2 separate regions of the Homo sapiens genome follow, and region 2 is linked to region 1. Evidence: read pairs that join two places in POLR2A ChIA-PET (ENCODE). Cell type or tissue: endothelial cell of umbilical vein. All regions are shown on one strand. Each heading gives the region's core, and the rest is flanking DNA. Links, peaks and the distances in the headings are about the cores only.

The links. Peaks named below come from ENCODE experiments on the same cell type or tissue, not always from the same donor. Only the 100,000 strongest peaks of a DNase experiment are listed, where the experiment ranks them.
Region 2: POLR2A ChIA-PET joins it to region 1 with 5 read pairs; 2 of 35 experiments call an interaction of 5 or more read pairs at or near these places.

Annotation. Positions count from the first base shown.
Region 1 is chr11:68,365,588-68,373,306 of GRCh38, forward strand. It overlaps LRP5 (LDL receptor related protein 5), which reads left to right. Exons shown (of 23, transcript NM_002335.4): 5 at 1-115. Among named protein-coding and RNA genes, the nearest start is that of LRP5, 57 kb to the left of the region's middle. RefSeq lists an enhancer at 5,648-5,697. In endothelial cell of umbilical vein, for the core only: no CTCF peak of the experiment used is centred there; no DNase peak of the experiment used is centred there.
Region 2 is chr11:68,500,161-68,507,879 of GRCh38, forward strand. All of the region lies in intron 1 of PPP6R3 (protein phosphatase 6 regulatory subunit 3), which reads left to right. Among named protein-coding and RNA genes, the nearest start is that of PPP6R3, 43 kb to the left of the region's middle. In endothelial cell of umbilical vein, for the core only: no CTCF peak of the experiment used is centred there; a DNase peak (open chromatin) is centred at 3,271; H3K27ac peaks cover 1,670 bases.

The DNA of each region.
Region 1 (7,719 bases), core at 2,050-4,549:
GAGGACAATGGCGGCTGCTCCCACCTGTGCCTGCTGTCCCCAAGCGAGCCTTTCTACACATGCGCCTGCCCCACGGGTGTGCAGCTGCAGGACAACGGCAGGACGTGTAAGGCAGGTGAGGCGGTGGGACGGGACGGGGCGGGCGGGCGGGGCGGGGCCTGGCGGGAATGGGTTGCGGCCGCCGGGGGTGCCCCAGAAGGAACCTCGGCAAACCCGTTCGAAATGATCCACTTGGCGGGTGTGGTGATTCAAGTCTGTGGTCCCAGCTACTCGGGAAGCTGAGTTGGGAGGATTGCTTGAGCCCAGGAGGTCAATCCTGTTTTGTTTTGTTTTATTTTTGCCCCAGATATTTTCCACTTTTTTACTCTCCGCCTTGGTCCTCAGGCACTTGGTGCTTCCTGGGACTGTGTTGCAGTGAGGCATGGCTCTTCTCCTCTGGGGCACCGGCTGAGGATCTTTCTTTCCAGGTGTCGGTTCGGGGCGGGCCCTTCGGGAAATCACACACGTTCAGGATGCAGCTCGCCTTCGGGGATGCTCCCGGGCCTGGGATAGCCAGTCTGGCCTCTGGGGCTGACCCTGGGGCCTGGCAAGCGAGGGGGTAACGAGAGGTGTCAGGAAAGCGCCATCCCTGGGACCAGTCCTCCCCGTTTCTGTAGCGTGATGGGGCCCAGCTTGCAGAAGGTGGTGGGGGACAGGGCCTGCTTCCTGTGCCGGTGTCCCACTCGGGAGGGCAGGGGGCTTCCAAGTGGGCTGGCTTCCACACTCAGGAACAGTCCTAAGGGCAGAGTCTCGGTGTGGGGCCCCCTAGAAGGACTCTCCTGGCATCCGGTGGATGGAGAAGTGTCCTTGCTCTCACTGCTGTCTGAGCACATGGGGGTCCTGACTTTAGGAACAGTTTCCTGGTCCCCCTGTTCTTGCTGGCTAGGGTCTGTGTTTGTGTGCAGCGGCTGGGGTGTGTGTGTGGTCGTGGCGCCCGTGGCGTGTGGGTCTTTTCTCTGCTCCCTGGCAGGGGTCCTGCGTTTGGTGAGGATTTTCCAGGTTTGTATTTGTCTTTCTCTTTCTGAGAGCAGGGCATCTTTAATGAAGACATGGCTGTTACATCAAAGGGTCTGTCCGCTGTGCCGGCTGCTGCAGGGGATGGTTGGAGAGCCTCCCCGACCAAGCATCTTGTTTCCCAAGTCGGGAGAAGGAGAATTTGAGAAATGGGGACTTGGGCGGCCTAGTCCTCACGGCTCTGGACAGCACCCCATTCATTCATCTGCTTGCTCATTCATTCGTTCATCCATCCATTTGCTCATTCAGCAGGCATTTGTCGAACACTTGCCGGGTGCTGGCATTGCTCCGAGGCACTGGGGACCCCGCGGTGCAGACAGAATCCCGGGCCTCTGGCGCTCGCACTCTGGGCTCTGGGGCTGGGTGGGTGGGGGAGACGGCACAAGTGAGTCCACGAGGGAGTCAGTGCATTAGAAAGGGTGAGTGTCTTGGACACCCGCTCCTCCATCACCTCTGGGGCCCTTCGCTGTTGACCGTTCACCTCGGCCTCAAAGGCAATGTTGAGAGAGAAACTGGACCCAGGGAAGGAGTCCAGATGAGCTGCCTCCTGAGTGACCTGGCGACACCAGGGGTTTGGACCAAGCAGGTTAAGGGAGGATTATAGACCCTTGAAGGGGAGGAGTGGTTTGACCAGGTTGGATGAGCCCTTTGTTTACAGAGGAGGCCAGGGCAAGTCACCAGCCTGGGGTTGCCCACAGCAGGTGGCATAGTAGGTTCTAGCAGGTGGGGTCTGGCTCCCAGAGCCATGAGTTTGCTGCTGCCCCATACCTGGGCCCTGGTGGAGCAAGGCCCTGGTCTCCCTCGCAGACTGCCCCAGGACGCTGCCTGCTCCCTGGAGGAGGGGGTGCCTCGGCTGCACAAGCCTCAGCGGAGAAGGATGCTTGGCTTGCTGGCTGCCCGGGAACCTTGGCCTTCTCAGAGTTTGTTTTCTTTCCTGCCTGTCTGTTGGTGAGAAGAGGCTGAACTCAGTGCTGGAGCTGGACCCTGCGCTCTGCAGTGTTGGTTGAAGTCCTGGCGGAAAGGGAAAGAGTGAGGACATACGGGCTCATGACGGCAGGGAGTGGCCACCACAGTCAGGGCCGGGGGACGGAGGGGAGAGAGAATCACCGGAATATGGCAAAGGTGTAAAACAGGCAGCTCGGGCCGGGCGCAGTGGCTCACGCCTGTAATCCCAACAATTTGGGAGTCCAAGGCAGGTGGATCATTTGAGGTCAGGAGTTCAAGACCAGCCTGGCCAACATGGTGAAACTCCATCTCTACTAAAAATATAAAAATTAGCTGGGCAGTAGTGGCACGGGCCTGTAATCCCAGCTACTTGGGAGACTGAGGCAGGAGAATTGCTTGAGCCTAGGAGGCGGAGGTTGCACTGAGCCAAGATCATGCCGCTATACTCCAGCCTGGGCAACAGAGTGAGACCCTGTCTCAAAAAAAAAAAAAAAAAAATGCAGCTCGTCCTGGCTAGTCTGAAAAAGGTGGAGCATATATGTTGCCCAATATCCACAAATATTCCAGAAAATATCTGAGAAGAAAGCAGTTAATGAGACGGGCCTGTTCCCCTGCCCCGAGGCACACGTGTGGTGGGGGCCATGTCAGGAAGCAAGCCGGCACACAGATGGACATAGGACAGACCTGGATCGGGTACGGAACACAGCAGGGGCTGAGCCGGAGACTCCTGTACTGGGGGTGTGGCCGCCTGAGCCGGCAGGTCAGAGGTCTCTCTCAGGAGGCCTGAGATCTGAAGGACTAAAAGAGGGAAAGGCGAGAAGGAACAGCACGTGCAGCGGCTTTGAGGCAGGAGCATGCTGGTGTTGGGACCGACTTCACGGGCTGTGTGACCTGTGTAGTCATATGAGGTGAGCTCTGTTGTTGACCTGAAATTCCTACCTTTTGAGTAAGGGGCTGTCTGCACTTCCATTTTGCAGCGGTCCCCGCAAATTCTGTAACGGGCCCGGCTCGTGTGTTTGAGAAGCTGAAGGGAGGTCTGGAGGTGGTCTCTTACTCTCTTGGTGTGTCTGTCTCCACATTTTATCTTCTGTTTTTTTGTTCCCCAGCCCTCCCTGCGTTTTTCCTGTATGTGACTGTGTGTCTGTGTGGGTGATCGAACCGTAAGGCTTCCTGCTATTTATTTCACTTTATGCACTGCAGAAGCATTTGCGATTGCAGGAGGTAAATATGTATCAAAGACATGAGTTTTAGTGAAGGATATCTTTTTTTTTTTTTTTTTTTGAGACAGAGTCTTGCTCTGTTGTCCAGGTTGGAGTACAGTGGCTCACAGCAGCTTCCACCTCCCAGGTTCAAGCAATTCTCCTGCCTCAGCCTCCCAAGCAGCTGGGATTACAGGCGCCCGCTACTATGTCTGGCTAATTTTTGTATGTTTAGTAGAGATGGGGTTTCACCATGTTGGCTAGGCTGGTCTTGAACTCCTAACCTCAGGTGATCCACCTACCTCAGCCTCCTAAAGTTCTAGGATCACAGGCATGAGCCACTGTGCCTGGCCTATGCCTGAACAATATCTTATCAAGACATGTCTTTTAGTCATCCTCCCGCTATGGGGCGTTTCTGTTCTCTTTGTGTTTTTGCCATTTCTGAGTCTTGCTGCTGTGGGTTGGGAGTGGGCAGGTGAGAGCTGGCTTGGGGCCTGGCCACTGGAGTTAGAGGGAGCAGGGCCTGGTGTCTGTTGCCACCATCGATTGGTGATGTCTGCCTAAACACTGTGTTGCATCTGCTGGGGATGTCTGCCTTGGGAGAGCAATGGGCATGTAGGAAGCAGGTGTCACCATCTCTGTTCTTGGGGTGTCAAAGCAAGGCTGGGTGTGGACATTTGTCGAAGGAGTGGGGAATGGACACAGCCCCCAACAAGCAGATCGTGCAGTCGTGCCTGTCAGGTGCCTTGCCCTAACAGTGGAAGGATCATTTGAGGTCAGGGGTTCAAGACCAGCCTGGCCAACATGGTGAAACCCTGTCTCTACTAAAAATACAAAAATTAGCCGGGCGGTAGTCGTGCGCCTGTAATCCCAGCTATTTGGGAGACTGAGGCAAGAGAACATGTTGCCCTGGGAGCTTTTGTTAAGGGTCCCTGTGTGGCTCCCTCACGTATCAGAGTTCCAGGAACGGGTGTGGGCCCTGATAAAATCCCAGACTCATGGCTCAGTGAAGTCGCACAGCTGGACAAGCTTGGAGACCCCCAAATAACTTGCCCAGGCTACCCTGGCTTGCAAAGGGCCACTGCTCATCCAGGGGTGACGGAGCCGTGCTGGGTGCCTGGCATCCAGTGGGTGCCCAGTGTCCAGCTGCCATGTCCACTGTCCATGCCCTTATCACCTTCATGTTGTCACCATGACCGGCGCCTTAGGTGCTGTGGCTGGTGCCAGGCCCGTGAGAGCTGGGGCAGGTTCACTCAGGGTCCAGGTTTGCCTGCATCGTCCCAGAATCCTCCCATACCTGGGGGAGTGGGCTGTCAGTGGGAGCCAGTAAAGGGGCGTTGATTTCTTTCCCAACCAGAAGAGGCAGGGGCTATAGACTTAGGTGGAGCCCCTGGCTCTTTGCTGGCTCCCAGGGTTCTAACAGCTGGGCCTTCTGAGCCCTGGGGACTGGCTGCTCGTGGCTGAGCCCTTCAAGGGCATTGCGCTCCTTCTGCAAATGTAATTCCCAGTCTCCATGTCCAGGCCCAGAGCAGCCCTGGGGAGTCCTCAGGGCTCATTTTCCTGCAAGCGGGGGAGAGGGGGGGACAGGCCCTGTGGTGATTAGAGGAGGCTGCCTGCGCTCACAGGGGGTGGTTAGGCTACCCAGAGGAGGAGGCCCCTGCAGGCTGGCAGGGGGCCTGGTGGCTCTGGCCCCAGCCCTGGGCTCTGTGGCATGGAGCTGACACCACAGACACCTGTGGGGTTGGACCGCTGGACTAGCAGCGAGCCCTGCCCTTCCAGTTGGATAGCTTTTCCATTCCAGAGCCGTCAGGGCCGCAGGGCTGAGCACGCAGCTCCACGCTCCCTAGAGACTCAGCCGTCAGGGGTCACCTTTCTCTAGTCTTGTGGGAACTGTTTTTGCCCTCAGCCGTGAGAGGCACTTTTACACATAACTCAGTTGGAGCATGACTGGCACGCAGGAGAAAAACATTTTGTGTCATTTATAGGCCCTGCTTGGGCGAGACTCTGGGCCGGGAACGTCCACATGCAGCCAGTGTGGGGACTGTTTTACTCTGAGCCTGAATCTTTCTGCTTTGGTTCCAGATGCCGTGTGTAGGGTGTTCTGTCAAAGGGAGGAAAAAGCTCCTCAATGAGACAGAAAGATGCAACTGGGAGTCTGGTTTTGCATGAGGACGTGAGCGTTTCAGTTCACTTTTTTTTGTAAGCATGGTTCCCCAGTCTGACCTCAGAGCTGCCTGGAGATGGGCCCCACCCGCTTCCCGTTAATTAACAGGCTGGTGCTCGGTGTGGATGCTGGCTCCTCCGTCTCCCTGCCCTGGGCCCTTTTGAAGCTGAAGTGTTCCAGGGGCAGCTGGTGTGGAAATAGAGTTTTCTAGAGGTTTTAGAGTTGAGAAGAAACCTAAACTCTTCTTAGAAGCATTTCAAGGGTTTGTCACCAGGATGGCTCTCTGCAAATTTGAGGTGGTTCTAGAAGATCTTCCCATATTTCTTAATCCAGAGGGAGATGGGGATGGGCGAGAAACGGCTTTGTCCTTAAGGAAGTCATGTTCTGGTTGGAGGACAGGCACGGCCTAGCATTGAAGCTGGTGAGTCAGAGCCGGACCTGTGAGCGGGGCCAGAATGGGGCGCGGGCTTCAGACTTCACAAAGCAGACCACGCGGCAGCCTGGGGCTTTAGTATCCAAATGTCCTGCCCTCCAGGTTTCATTCCTTGCCGTAAAATATCACGTTAAAGGAAAATGTTTTGTTAAAAGACCACAGTCCTGTCACCTGAGCACAGTCGCTGTTCTCGGTTCCTCTGTGGCTTTCCAGGCTGCAGGTGCCCATTGGTATTGCGGCCGTGCGCCCGGCGGGCATGAATTAGCTGTGCCGCCTGGCTGCTGACGGGACGCCTCGCCTCGACTGAAAACTACCTGGAGCTGCTCACCCAGGGGCAACGTGAAGAAAACGTGAAATTCTGTCGCTTGTTGCAGCTGACAGCACGGCTGTGAGGTCCCAGTGGGCAGAGGCCTCGTGCAGGGCACCTCACCAGCCGGGATGTCAGAGCTGGCCAGAAGGAGCGGTGCCCATGGAGGGCTGCCAGTGCCCAGAGAGCCTTCCGAGGTGTCACGTTGGGCAGTGAAATTCAGAGTCGGGCAGAGGAGGCCCTGGGGTCACACAGGGATCTCCTCCAGGCTATGGGTTGGTGAGGTCCAGTGTCCGGGGGTGAAGGATAGAGGCTCTGTGGTGAGGGCTCTGGAGCTGGCCCTGGGCTAGCGGAAACGCAGGTAACGAAGGAGGCTGTGCTGGTGGGACTTGTGCCTGTTCCCGAGGGAGGCATTGTGAGTGATGTTTAGGCCAAGAGGATTCAGGATGGAAGACATGGCTTGGTTTGTAGTTGGGAGCCGGCCAAGGAGTGGTGTTGAGAAAGTGCAGTGTCAGGCAGACCCGGGACCGTGGCGGTGAGGAGGTGCAGTGTCAGGCAGACCCGGGACCGTGGTGATGAGGAAATGCAGTGTCAGGCAGACCCGGGACTGTGGTGATGAGGAAATGCAGTGTCAGGCAGACCCGGGACTGTGGTGGTGGTGAGGAGGTGCAGTGTCAGGCAGACCCGGGACCGTGGTGGTGTTGAGGAGGTGCAGTGTCAGGCAGACCCGGGACCGTGGCGGCGAGGAGGTGCAGCGTCAGGCGGACCCGGGACCGTGGCGGCGAGGAGGTGCAGTGTCAGGCAGACCGGGGACTTGGAGCACCTAGTTCCACTTGCGGGCTGACCTTCTATTTTTTGTCATCGTGTTGGGAGCTTAGGAAAGTGACTTAACCTCTCTGTGCTTCAGTTTGTCCGTTGGTAGAAAGGGGGTGATTATACTCCCCGCTCCATGGGGTTTGGAGGAAGGCTGTGTGGGTTGTGCTGAGCAGCGTGATGGTGCAGGCTGTCTGGGTCAGTGCCGAGGGAGCGAGTCTTCCTTCGGCGGTTGTAATCAGAAGTAGCTTCCAAGGCTGGGTGCTGCCAGGAGGAGCTGGGGTGGGTGAAGGGGCAGTGGGGAGCACGGCTCACACGGCCAGCGGGTGACCTGGGGAGGACGGAGGGGGGTGTGCTGGGCGCTTCAGGCGTGTGGCTCCCTTTCCTGTGGGGCGAAGGTCAGGAGGGGGGCAGGGCCTGGCTGTGTCAGAATCACTCAGACTCTTAAGACACATCCAGAGTCCCCAGCCCCACCCCAACCCAACGCACCCACTCCACCAGAAGAAACGGGGCAGGTGGGGGCCAAATCTGTGAGTTCCCAAGGGAGGACTGTGTGGGGCAGGTTGTGGGGGGCGGCGCTAGCATGGCTGGAAACATCTCGAGGTTTGAAGCCAGAGCCTCAGGTGAGACTCAAGGGTCCCTGGGACTCCCTCCTGGGTGTCTGACCGTTTATCTTTCATGGAGTTACAGGCGAAGACATTTCTGTGATGTCTTGAATTCTGCTTTTTCCTGATTTTGAGCAAATGAAAGCCAGCTGGGTGTAGGGAGTCAGGTGCCTTCCCCAAGGAAGGGGCTGAGAGGGTGG
Region 2 (7,719 bases), core at 1,980-4,479, 130 kb after region 1:
AATGAACACACATTTGCTTGATATTATTCAATACTTAGACTTGAAAGTTCTAGTTTCATGTGATAACTTTTTTGTGTGATTTTCTAATTTTGGCAGTGGCAAATCAGGATCCAAATAAGACCTACCTTTTTTTTTTTGTATATGGGTTCCTCATTTTTTGCTCTTCTCCCACCATGCCTTCCATTTGTGGGAGGACTGGGCTCTTTTGTTTTGTGGTATTCCCCACAGTGTTGTGTAGCCTCTGTTTTATGTGCACTGGTAGTTGGATCTTGAGGAAGTTTCTCTTGGAGAATACACTTTGTTGGACTTTCACTTTAAAACTTTTTTATTTTTTTGAGACGAAGTCTCAGTCTGTTGCCCAAGCCGGAGTGCAGTGGTGTGATCTTAGCTCACTGCAACCTCCACCACCTGGGTTCAAGCAATTCTCCTACCTCACCCTCCCAAGTAGCTGGGACTGCAGGTACGTGCCACCACGCCCGGCTAATTTTTGTATTTTTAGTAGAGACAGGGTTTCACCATCTTGGCCAGGCTGGTCTTGAACTCCTGACCTCGTGATCTGCCTGCCTTGGCCACCCAAAGTGCTGGGATTACAGGCGTGAGCCACTGTGCTCAGCCTAAAACTTTTATCTGAAAATGGTGCTGTTTCTTTGGTTGTGATCTGTCTCTGGAGGTTGAATGTGGAGCTAAACTGAAATTTTTAAGGGCTTCTAACCTAAATCACATTGAAATTCATTTAGACCAGAGCTGTTCAATACTTGAAGGGTGAGGGTTCATTTTGGAAGGCACTTCCGCCGCCTTCCTTTTCTGTGTGTACGGGAGGCCAGTGGCAGTCTGGTCATCTTGAGTGCATCACGCCCTCACTGGCAGTTCAGAATGTTGCAGGGCATCGTTAGCATGGATTTTGCTGTTGTTAGTTTTTTCATGTTTATTGTCTACTTGTTTTCTCCTCGTGCTGTCTGCTGGCTTTCCTTCTCTTGTTGCCAGTTTTGGAGTTGTGATGAACAATATGTTAAGGGTTGATAACTCAAAATTCTTAAGTTCTTTGTGGGTTAACATTGAATTTGTAGTGTTCTCCAGTCTCTTTCTTTTCTAACAGAAACTTTCATGATGAAAAGTTAGAAGAATAAATTACAATGTGATTAACCCTGCACATTGAAGAAGTAGACAAATTATTAGTATTATTTTGAGACAGGGTCTCACTCTGTCATGTAAGCTGGAGGGCAGTGGCGGGATCTCGGCCAGTGCAACCTCTGCTTCCCAGGTTCAAATGATTCTCGTGCCTCAGCCCCCTGAGTAGCTGAGATTACAAGCACGCACCACCACACCTGGCTGATTTTTGTAATTTTAGTAGAGATGGGGTTTCACCATGTTGGCCAGGCTGGTCTTGAACTCCTGGCCTCAAGTGATCTGCCCGCCTTGGCCTCACAAAGTGCTGGGATTACAGGCGTGAGCCACTGTGCCCAGCCTTCAAATTATTTCTTAAAATGCGTGTGTATCCAGAGTTTAAACTGAAAGAGTTGTTTTCTTAATTCCAACTGTATTTTTAAAGTATCATTCAACTTCAAGTAATAATTAAATTTTTCATGTTTTGTTTATAAGTGAATGTATGTAAATGATACCAATTTTTGGCCACTAATTCATTCAGCAGATACCTTGGGTGCCTACCCGGTGCCAGTCCTAGCGCTTCCTGTGCTTTGGTCATACAGTAAGTCCTCACTTAACACCATTAACAGGTTCTTGGAAGCTGCAAACTTAAGCAAAATGACATAGAACTGAACCAGTTTTGTCTGCCTCATCAGTGTTATAATGGAATGGTGTTATTCAAGAACCTGCTGTATGTTGTTTTGCTTAAAGTCGCAGTTTGAAAAAACGTGTTGACACTATTAAGTGAGGATTTACTGTGTACATGGTTAAAGATGATGGACATGGTGCTGGTACCCTCATGAAATGCTCAGGACAGTGTTTCTACGAAAGACAATGCAGGCTATGTATGTAATCTTAAATTTTCTAATAGCCACATGAAGAAAGTAAAAAACGCATAAAATTAATTTTAATATGTTTTATACAACCCATTATGTCCAAAATATTATTTCAACATATAATCAGTAGGAAAATTGAGATGTTTTCACATTTTTATACTAAATCTTTGAAATCCATTGCATATTTTATACTCTTAGTACCTCTTAGATGAAACTAGTCATATTTCAAGTGCTCAAAAGCCGTATGTGGCCACCATAGTACAGAGCATATATCAGAATTATTATCATTATTGTTCATGCTCACATGGGAGTTGCAGGGGGCGCTAACCAAGAACCCAAGTAAACAGTGGGTTGGAGGGGCCAGAGGAGACTGGGAGATGAATTAGGAAGCTGTGTCCAAAGGGTATCTTAAAAGATCTTTATGGATGAATGCACACTCCAGTTTACCTTATTCCAGGTTGTGGCAAAAGATGCAGAGAAGGGAAAGTGTAAGGCGGAACTGACAATGTTTTGGTGAATTGGATTGGAAGGGAAAAGAGGAGCCAGGGCTGTTTTCCAGGCTGCCTTTCACAACTAGGGTGTGCCTTTTACTGAGATGGGGAGGGCATGGTGAAGAGGAGGTTTGGTTGGATGGGCAGCTTGTGATGGAGAGCAAAAGCTCCATTTTGGAGATTAAATACCATGTGCTTGTGAGATAACCAAAGGGAAATGTCTACTAGTCATTGGGTTACCTGTGTTTGAAATGCCATGATGGTTGTTTTGGTTTTATAAATTTGGACCTTAGTTGTGTTTATGGAGAGGAATTTTTGTTTGTTTGTTTTTGAGACGGAGTCTCACTCTGTTGCCCAGGCTGGAGTGCAGTGGTGTGATACTGGCTCACTACAACCTCCGCCTCCCAGGTTGAAGTGATTCTCCTGCCTCAGCCTCCCGAGTACCTGGGACTACAGGCGCACACCACCACGCCTGGCTAATTTTTGTATTTTTTAGTAGAGACAGGTTTCACCATATTGGACAGGCTGGTCTCAAACTCCTGACCTCGTGATCCGCCTGCCTCAGCCTCCCAAAGTGCTGGGATTACAGGCGTGAGCCACCGTGCCCGGCCTGGAGAAGAATATTTTAAAAACCCACGGAAACGGCTTCGTTTATTCAACAGAACTTGTCTTGAATCTCCCAGCGCTTTGTTTTAGTTGCTGGGGAAACAGCACAAATAAAACAAATGTGAATTTACTTCGAGCAAATGTGCTGCACTCAGGGAAGTGTGCTAGGTCCACAGCCTGACCTCTGTGGGAGCCTCTGTGTTATCAGTGGGACAGAAGAAGGAAGGAAGGAAGGAGAGGAGCAGCCCTCCAACTAGGGAGACTGAGAAATGGCCAGTGAGAAAACAACGAGTGTGTGACATCAGAGAAGCCAGGCGAGGAGAATGTTCTAATGAGGAGCGTCTTCTGGGGGACTGCCTTGCATGCTGCTGAGAGTGAGGTGTACGTGAGGACAGAAGAGTTTCATTTGGATTTAGCCTTGTCTGGAGGTTGTCAGTGACCTGAAAGAGCAGTTTGAGCTGAGTGGTAGAGAGATCGCAGATTGGAATGAGGTGAAGAGGGAATGCTATCAGACAAATAACTTTTTCTTTTTTTAAAATAACCCCTACAAATCATTGAGAAGACCAACCCAGTAGAAAAGTAGACAAAGGATATAAACAGACAGTTGGCAGAAAAGTGAAGTATAAATGGTTCTTCAATATATGAACAGTGCCCATCCTCACTGAAGAGAAAAGCAAATGCATTGTTGACCAGGTGTGTGGAAACAGGCTTTCACACATCACTGGGGGAATATGGGTAGGGCTGACCTCCGTGGAGAGCCACTTGGCCATGTACCTCATTGGAGAGCCACTTGGCCACGTGCCTAATTAGAAGCGCACATTCTTTGATCCAGCAGATCCACTTCTGGAAATACTGGCATATTTTGTAATAGCAAAAAGTGAAAACTAAATGGTCATCAGTGGTGGCCTGGTTAAATCAGCAGTAAAACAAAGGAATGTCTATATCAGGTAAAGCATTATATTCTTGAAGAAAGTAGAAATTGTTTTTTTTTTCTTACTATGCTCTAAGTCAGGTTCTTTGAGAGTTACTTTTTTTCATTAAAATTTTTCAAGATTGAGAAATATACAGGTGGGTCTGGTATAGGCCACACAATGTATATAGAAAGGTGCCTTTGAAAAGAGCTGTGTAGAGCTTGTCCTTCTGCCCTGACCCTCTACTTTTTCACGTTTCACTTAAGTCAGTAGGCTATATTCCTTTCTCCAGATACCTGTTAGGATTCTTTCGAGTGGATTCTTTCCTATTTCATATATGTACTGAGTTATACGCCATAGGAAAGGATATCTTACAATATCTTTATGGATGAATGCACACTTCAGTTTACCTTATTGCAGCTAAAAGTAAGTGTACCCCCTGTCAAGAGAGCATCCCGTTTTACTTGGTTTGGCTCATTGACAAAGTAAGCAAGCTCCTGGTACAATTTGAGAGCCCTGAAAGCAGCAATGGGGATTCTACTATAGCTGTCTAGTGTAGGAAGATTTTCTTGGTCAAGTTTTTGTTGGGGGAAAGAACAGTCCAAACCTTTGTGAGCTGTGTGTTCTCATCCCAGCTACACGCACCTGACTGTATAGAACTTTTTGCAGTTTGGCCTTCTTTGGAGATAGCAGTGTGTTTTTACGTGTGGACTAAAGCAAAAATGAAAAACTAGGCACGTGCCAGTAGACCAAATCAGCCTCCTAGCAGAGCACATTGACATTGTACAACTTTACAGCCTCTGTCATTGGGGTCTGGTTTCAATTTACTTCATTTCTTAAGAGTTTAAACTGGTTTTTATAATTTTTCCTTATTTCTTTGAGTATCTTGGTTTCACTTATTTGTTCTTTTCTATGTCTTCTTAGATCTAAAGGAATGAAGAATTTTAGGATTTGAAGTGTCTTAAGTAATCATTTAGTCTAAACCTCTCATTTACAGATAAGAAAACAAGCTCAGAGAGATGTGGTGACTTGCTCAAATAGTGACAGAACTTCCTCGGCCATATGGAGGGGTCATATAATACCCTTGTGTCTTCAGTTTGAGGTACCTCCCATAATTTTAAGGGGTATGTGGCTTTAATTACATTACTACTGTTTGAATGAAGAATATTAATTTATATGCTGCACTAGTTCATTTAGAATCGTGGACACAATCGAGTTGAACTCTTACATTTTTTGGTTGAGAAAGTTAAGACCTAGAAGATGAGAATTTATTCATCTAAGATTACAGGCCATAAACATTTATTCTGTGCCTAGATTTTTAAAAATTGAATTATTGTTTTTTATTTATTTAGAGAGATAGGGTCTTGGTATGTGTGTGCTTAGTTTTAACGTGAGTCAGAGCAGTGCTGTCTAGTAGAACTTTGTATTAGGTTGGTACAAAAGTAATTCCAGTTTTTGCAATAAAAAGTAATGGCAAAAACCTGATTACTTTTCACCAACCTAATATAAGTAGTTAAAATTAATTTAAAATTCAGCTCCCAGGGGAGTGGGGTGGAACAACAACAAAAAACCAGCTCCTTTGCCTTCCTAGCCATGTTTCAGATGCTCAGTAACTGTGTGTGGCTGTGGAACTGGACAGCTCAGCCGTAGAGTGTTTCCCTTTCTTGTTAATCTTTTTTTAGAAATGCTAACGGTGGAGACTAAGGCATACAAGTATGACTAGAATTGCCAGCTACACATTAGAAGGTTTAGGTTCAAAACTGGGAGTAAAGACTTAACTCTTGGAGCTTGGGATAGTGCTACAACTAGTCCTGGCCTGAGCCTTTTCTTCATTCATGTTTTATCCTTTTTTTCTTTATTTTTGGACACTGATAAGAACCTGTATGAGATTGTTTCCTTTTTTCCCCCCGCGTTGTAGGTATCTTGTTTTGCCAGTTTATTAGGTTGGTGCAAAAGTAATTGTGGTTTTTGCCATTACTTTTAATTGCAAAAACCACAATTACTTTTGCACCAACCTAATAAAAATCCCACCCTTAGGCTTGAGTTCTCCTGTGCTCAAGCAATTTTCTTACCTTGGCTTCCTGAATAGCTGGGACTATAGGCATGCACCACCACGCCTGGCTAATTTTTATATTTTTAGTAGAGACGGGGTCTTGCTATTTTGCACAGGCTGATCTCTAAGTCCTGGCCTCAAGTGATCTTCCTGTTTCAGTCCCCAAGGTGTTGGGATTATGGGCATGAACTGCTGCACCCAGCCCTTTATACTCAAAAAAAAAAAAAAAAAAAAAAAAAAAAAAAAAATTCCTAACTGTAAATTGATAAATTATAGCTGTTATTTATAGGGTACAAAGTGATGTTATGATTCATGTATACAATGCAGAATAATTAAATCAAGTTAATTAACATTCATCACCACAAACACTTTTTTGTGGGAAGAAAATTGGAAATTCTCTTTGTGATTTTGAAATGCACAGTGGGATGAGTATTTACTACATTCACCATGCTATGCACTATATCTCAAAGAAAAAAAACCCTTTTTCCTCCTAATTAAGGCTTTGTCTCCCCTGACCATCATCTTCCCCATTCCTCTCACCTTTCAGCAATCTTTGTACACTTATCTCAGATAATAACCATTTGATTGCCAAGATTCCATATAAGAAGTTTTGGTCTTTTTTACCTTTGTACTATGGATTATGGAAGTTTCAGCTTTTACATCAAATTAAGCTTGATTGTATACCTTGGCTGAGCCCACTAAATGTAGCTCGGTGATTGGGATCATGTAGTCATTTGTACCTTTGCTGTGCGTCCCTGCCCACTGTTGTTACAACAGGCAGAGGTAGTTCTTTGGGCCTTATTCTAGATGTTGATGTACTAATTTATGACTTGGCTCTGTTTTAATAGCAGCTTAGATTGTGTTGGCTTCATATATGCCTGCAGTGATTTGAGTGTCCATTAGGGTGCATAGCCAAACAATGATGTAGTCCAATTAGGTGCCAAAGTCTTTACTTCAAGTACTTTACATACATGATTTTGCTTTTAGGAGGTGATAGTATGGATTTACTTTGGGTGTTTTGTACTTTTCACAGTAGTCTTTTTGCATTTTTTTTTTTTTTTTTTTGGTATAGTGATTATTGATTAACGGCTTAGAAGTCTTGGTGTTCCTACCTCGGGCTGTACTAAAATGGTTGGTGTTTCTGAAATTGGCTGATTGAGTTGCCTGTCTATAGTTATTTTTGTTGGAAGATGCCTCTGAAGACATGGGAATTAGGTTATTTATCAACAGTCATGGAAGTTGGTTGTTGCCTGATTATGGGCATTTATGCAGTTATTTTTGATGATTTTTGTATTCAAAATTTTGTGGATGATTTTTAAATTTACGGTGTGCTAGGCATTGAAGGTAAAAATGGTGAACAAGTCCTTGTAGAGATGAATTATCTTCCCATCTCATTACCTTCATCTCTTCAAACTTGGGTGCTTTAGAAAACGTGTGAGGGTACTTGCAGCAATGGGATTTTTGAGATTTGCATTAGGAGGGCATTCTGAGGTGGCCTGTCCTGGGACTTCCTGATGCCAGTTAAAAACTAGTGTTTCTTGCTTTTGTGTATCCAAGCTTTGTGATATACCACCTGTCTGTCTAATGGAGAGTGCATCTTTAGTTGTGTATGATATGTGCTCTCAGGAGAAAATGCTTTCTTGCATGTTATGCAATAGCTATGATTTCCTCTTATGAGT